Linked DNA regions of Homo sapiens: region 2 is linked to region 1. Evidence: read pairs that join two places in POLR2A ChIA-PET (ENCODE). Cell type or tissue: Panc1. All regions are shown on one strand. Each heading gives the region's core, and the rest is flanking DNA. Links, peaks and the distances in the headings are about the cores only.

Evidence for each region. Peaks named below come from ENCODE experiments on the same cell type or tissue, not always from the same donor. Only the 100,000 strongest peaks of a DNase experiment are listed, where the experiment ranks them.
Region 2: POLR2A ChIA-PET joins it to region 1 with 8 read pairs; 8 of 35 experiments call an interaction of 5 or more read pairs at or near these places.

Annotation. Positions count from the first base shown.
Region 1 is chr5:69,277,404-69,280,321 of GRCh38, forward strand. It overlaps CDK7 (cyclin dependent kinase 7), which reads left to right. Exons shown (of 12, transcript NM_001799.4): 12 at 1-27. CCDC125 (coiled-coil domain containing 125) reads right to left here. Exons shown (of 12, transcript NM_176816.5): 12 at 2,772-2,918. Among named protein-coding and RNA genes, the nearest start is that of CDK7, 44 kb to the left of the region's middle. In Panc1, for the core only: no CTCF peak of the experiment used is centred there; no DNase peak of the experiment used is centred there.
Region 2 is chr5:69,372,023-69,374,940 of GRCh38, forward strand. RAD17 (RAD17 checkpoint clamp loader component) reads left to right here. Exons shown (of 19, transcript NM_133338.3): 4 at 12-195; 5 at 1,808-2,065; 6 at 2,606-2,689. The coding sequence starts at 187. Among named protein-coding and RNA genes, the nearest start is that of RAD17, 3.7 kb to the left of the region's middle. In Panc1, for the core only: no CTCF peak of the experiment used is centred there; no DNase peak of the experiment used is centred there; H3K4me3 peaks cover 72 bases; H3K27ac peaks cover 581 bases.

The DNA of each region.
Region 1 (2,918 bases), core at 247-2,746:
TTATTACCAGTTATTTGGAAGATCTGACCCATATAGTATCACAAATCTGTAGTAGCATGGGTAGTGTTTAAAAATAAAAATGTTGGCCGGGCGCGGTGGCTCACGCCTGTATTCCCAGCACTTTGGGAGGCCGAGGCGGGCGGATCACAGGTCAGGAGATCGAGACCATCCTGGCTAACACGGTGAAACCCCGTCTCTACTAAAAATACAAAAAAAATTAGCTGGGCGTGGTGGTGGGCGCCTGTAGTCCCAGCTACTCAGGAGGCTGAGGCAGGAGAATGGCGAGAACCCGGGAGGCAGAGCTTGCAGTGAGCCAAGATGGCGCCACTGTACTCCAGCCTGGGTGACAGGGCAAGACACAGTCTCAAAAAAAAAAAAAATGTAGTAGTGGTGTAGTAAATACTACCCAAACTTAACAAATATTAATATACGGAATGTACTAAAAAAAGAAAACATTACAGATAAAATTGAGATTCCCCCCAACCTTTTTTCTGAGGCGGGGGACAAAGTCTCACTCTGTCACTCAGGTTGGAGTGCAGGGGCACAATCCCAGCTCACTGCAAACTCTGCCTTCAAGTGATTCACTTGCTTCAGCCTCCTGAGCAGCTGGGATTATGGGCACGCACCACTACACCTGCCTAATTTTTTTTATATTTTTAGTAGAGACAGGATTTCACCATGTTGGCCAGGCTGGCCTCTAATTCCTGACCTGAAGTGATCTGCCCACCTCGGCTTCCCAAAGTGCTGGGATTACAGGCATGAGCCACTACACCTGGCCAGAGGTTCCCTCTTAAAAATTCACTTTATTTTATTTTTTTTTGAGATGGAGTCTCGCTCTGTCACCCAGGCTGGAGTGCAGTGGTGCGATCTTGGCTCACTGCAACCTCCACCTCCTGGATTCAAGCAGTTCTCCTGCCTCAGCCTCCCAAGTAGCTGGGGTTACAGGTATGTGCCACCACGCCTGGCTAATTTTTTTTTTTTTTGTATTTTTAGTAGAGATGGGGTTTCACCATATTGGCCAGGCTGGTCTCGAACTCCTGACCTTTTCATCCACCTGCCTTGACCTCCCAAAGTGCTGGGATTACAGGTGTGAGCCACCGCGCCCAGCCAATACTTCACTTTATTTCTATTTTTTCCTTTTCACTTTCCCCAGAGGGAAATGACTCTATGAAATTGGTGTGTATCTTTCCATGATTTTATGCTAGTATTCTGTAAGAGTGCATGTAGTGAGATGCATAACAATGTACAGCATTGTTTTGGGTCTCAAAATTGTATATAAATTGATAGAATCTCTCTCTCCTTTTTTTTTTTTTTTTTTTGTGAGATAGTCTCTGTTGCCCAGGTTGGAGTGTAGTAGTGCAATCATGGCTCACTGCAGCTTCGAACTCCTGGGCTCAAGCCATCCTTCCACCTCTGTCCCCAGTAGCTGGGACTACAGGTGCATACCACCATGCCTGGTTAATTTTTTTTTTTTTTTTAATGAGACAGAGTCTTGCTCTGTTGCCCAGGCTGGAGTGCAGTGGTGCAATCTCAGCTCACTGTAACCTCTGCATCCTGGGGTTCAGGTGATCCTCCTACCTTAGCCTCCCAAGTAGCTGGGATTACAAATGTGTACCACCATGCCCAGCTAATTAAAGTAACACAAATGTATTAGCTCACAGTTCTGTAGGCCATATATCTGGCTCAGCTGTGTTTTCTGCTTAGGGTCTCACAAGGCCAAAATCAAGGTGTTAGTCAAACTAGTTTTATTTGGAGGCCCCTGGAAAGAATCTGCTACCAAGCTCATGCAGGTTTGTTTTTTTTTTTTTTTTGGAGATGGAGTCTTGCTCTGTCGCCCAGGCTGGAGTGCAGTGGCACGATCTCGGCTCACTGCAACCTCCGCCCACTGGGTTCACCCATTCTCCTGCCTCAGCCTCCCGAGTAGCTGGGACTACAGGTGCCCGCCACCACGCCCAGCTAATATTTTGTATTTTTAGTAGAGACGGGGTTTCACTGTGTTAGCCAGGATGGTCTCTATCTCCTGACCTCGTGATCCGCCCACCTTGGCCTCCCAAAGTGCTGGGATTACAGGCGTGAGCCACCGTGCCCGGCCGCTCATGCAGTTCTTATAGTTGCAATTCTTGTGCTCCATTGCCCCCATTTCCCTTTTGACTGTTAGCCCAGGGCCTCTCTCAGCTTCTTAAGGAAACTTCCATGCCTTTGTCCTGTGGCACTCACCACAGGACAGCAGCAGTGCATCAAACCCACTCGTGCTTCAAATCTGTCTGACTTCCTCGTGTGTGTGTGTAGACAGGGAGCTGCCAAGGGAGAAGCAGCCAAGCAGCTAAGAGTCCAGGAGATAATAGCGCCAAAGGGATCTGAGGACACTCAAAATGTGTCTAACACGTGAGGCAGGATAGGAGTGTATTATTCCGTTCTCAAACTGCTATAAAGAATACTACCCAAGACTCAGTAATTTATAAAGGAAAGAGGTTTAATTGACTCATAGCTCCACATGGCTGGGCAGGCCTCAGGAAACTTACAATCCTGGCAGAAGGGGAAGCAGGCATGTTTTACATGGCAGCAGGAGAGACTACCATGTATAAAACCATTGGATCTCGTGAGAACTCACAATCATGAGAACAGCATGGGGGATACCACCCCCATGATCCAGTCACCTACCACCAAGTCCCTCCTTCAACATGTGGGAATTATGGGGATTACAATTCAAAATAAGACTTGGGTGGGGACACAGCCAAACCGTATCAGGTAGTCAAGGAAATGACCATTTTCTCATGACCATACAGCCAACACAATAAACCTCAGCATTCACATTGTAATTGAGCTCATTTAAGCAAAGCTATCTTCAGTAGGGACTTTCCCTTCTAGAGAGCATACACATTTTGATTTTACCTGTCCTCAAACTGATCCTTTGCACA
Region 2 (2,918 bases), core at 1-2,500, 94 kb after region 1:
CTTTTTTTCAGTATATGGGAGTCCACATTTATGTAAGAAATGAAACTATAAAATGTATAAATAATTTGCAAATCAGAATTGCTGTCGAAAGTTTTACTATAATGAAAGATATTTTCATACTCTCAAAAATATAGAGGAAAGGGGCCAAGATTATAGTACCAGTCACAATCTTTTGATGAGGACGAAATGAATCAGGTAGCTATGACTAAAATTTTTTCCAGTGGTCTTCCTTTTTTAATCCACTGCCGATAATATTCCTAACTCTGTCTTAAAAGAAGAGTGAAGTGTGACTTAGCATTCGTAAAGTATTTATAAGCCCCAAATTGTCTCCCCTAAGCCTACTTTCAGCTCCAACTTCTGGTTCATTTTCTTCAAGAGAGGAACATTGTCTAATAAATAGCTCAACTGTGGCTGAGTATTCTTGAAAGAAATATATAACTTGGTTTCTTTTTGTTAGCCAGGCAGTAGATTCTACAACCAGATCTGAAGCTATATTTTTCTAGATTTATGCTATTAGAGTGTTAAAAAATCTAGTAAAAATTTCTAATTTCTAATTATTTGTAATTATTAGCTAATAATTTCTAATTATTAGCAAAATTTTTTTTTTGAGACAGGGTCTCACTCTGTTGCCCGGGCTGGAGTGCAGTGGGGTGATCATGGTTCACTGCAACCTTGACCTCCCGCGCTCAAGTGATTCTCCCACCTTAGCCCCCCAAGTAGCTGGGAATACAGGCGTGCGCCACCATGCCTGGCTAATTTTTTATTTTTTGTAGAGTTGGGGTCTCCCTATGTTATGCTAGCTGTTCTCAAACTCCTGGGCTCAGCAATCCTACTGCCTCTGCCTCTGAATGTGCTGGAATTATAGGTGTGAGCTACCACACCCAACCATTCCCAGGCATTTCTGAGTGACAGTTCCCCCTCTGGAAAGCCTGCCTCAATTATAAAAATATTAGTTGCTTCATACACTGAAGAAAAATATAATCCAGTCATAATTACAGATTACGTTATGATCTTTGGCCTATATCTTCACTAAGTCTTCAAGCTGATACGGATTATTTGGATGTATGAAATGGTTCTTAGTTTGTGAATGTATTAACCTGGCCAAGGCAGATATATTACTCTTATTGCTGTTTCTGTTAAAATATTATCATTTGTTTATTTTGTTTTGCTTTTTTTAATAGGTAATTTTAATATTTATGTTTCAATCCTACAGAGAGTTTAAAAAAATCATTCTAGTGTTTATGCTGGGAAGGTTACAATTAATAAAAATAAGTTTGTGTTCTTTACTCCTTTAAGGTCAAGTAGACAAGTATGCACTTGCACTTACTGTAAAGTAGAAAAACAACTATTACAGACAGAGTTTTATTTAAAAAGAGTTAATTTGTAAGATTTTTAGGCCGGGTATGGTGGCTTATACCTTTAATCCCAGCTCTTTGGGAGGCTGATGTGAGAGGATCACTTGAGCCCAAGAATTGTTTGAGACCAGCCTGGGCAACATGGCAAAAACCCATCTCTACAAAAAATACAAAAAAATTAGTTGGGCATGGTGGTGCATGCCTGTAGTCCCAGTTACTCAAGAGGCTGAGGCTGGAGGATTGCTTGAGCTGAGATTATACCACTGCAGTCCAGCCTGGGTGACAGAGTGAGACCCGGTCTCAAAAAAATTTTTTTTTTTTTTTTTTTTTTTTTTTTTTAAGTTTTAAAGGTTATAAATATATGAATATGTTGTTTCCAGAGTAGTTCAGTTATTTGGGGGAATAGATGGGAGAAAATGTGATTATATTTACATGATTTCTTTTTTTTTCAGGTAACAGACTGGGTTGACCCATCATTTGATGATTTTCTAGAGTGTAGTGGCGTCTCTACTATTACTGCCACATCATTAGGTGTGAATAACTCAAGTCATAGAAGAAAAAATGGGCCTTCTACATTAGAAAGCAGCAGATTTCCAGCGAGAAAAAGAGGAAATCTATCTTCCTTAGAACAGATTTATGGTTTAGAAAATTCAAAAGAATATCTGTCTGAAAATGAACCATGGGTGGATAAATATAAACCAGAAACTCAGGTACTGAAAAGCATGCAGACATATCTACATAATTTAATTTCAGGGTGCATAAGGGTAGATGGGAAGCAGAGGGATTTACATTTTCAGATTTTTTACTCATAAGAATCTTTCTAAGTGTTAGAAAAAATTCTGGATTTTTTTATTTTCCAAGGCTTAGATTTTTCTCAATAGTTATTCTAAAGTTGTATGATTAGTTGTCTTAGATTTAATTTAATCCCAACATAGAATTGATCTTTTTAAAAATTTTTGTACTAAATGTAATACTCCTCTCTACTGTCTTCTCAAAATGTATTTCTGAATTTTAAAAAATGTTATAACTGCAAACTTGCCAAAATTATCATACAGAGGTATCAACTTAAGAATATAATTTTTCCATAATAGTATAAAAATTCAAGTATAATCAAAAGGATCATTTTATTATATAGATTGTTACTGATTTGCTACTTCTTTTCGTTAATAATGCTTAGGTTCATATGTGCTGATGTACCAAAAAATCTTCAGTTAAGAAGTTTTGTTTTAAATTTGAAATTTTTGTTGTAGCATGAACTTGCTGTGCATAAAAAGAAAATTGAAGAAGTCGAAACCTGGTTAAAAGCTCAAGTTTTAGAAAGGCAACCAAAACAGGTAACTAAGAAATGTGTTTTTAAATATTTAACATCAAATATTTTTCTGACTTACAGTGTGTTGTTAGAAGTTAAAGTTTTATGATGATTTTGTTCAAAATAAGTCTAGATCTCCTGCAGTAGAAAGCTCCCTAGTGGGGCATGGTGACTCATGCCTGTAATCCCAGCACTTTGGGAGGCCAAGGCAGGAGGATCACTTGAGCCCAGGAGTTCGAGAGCAGCCTGGGCAA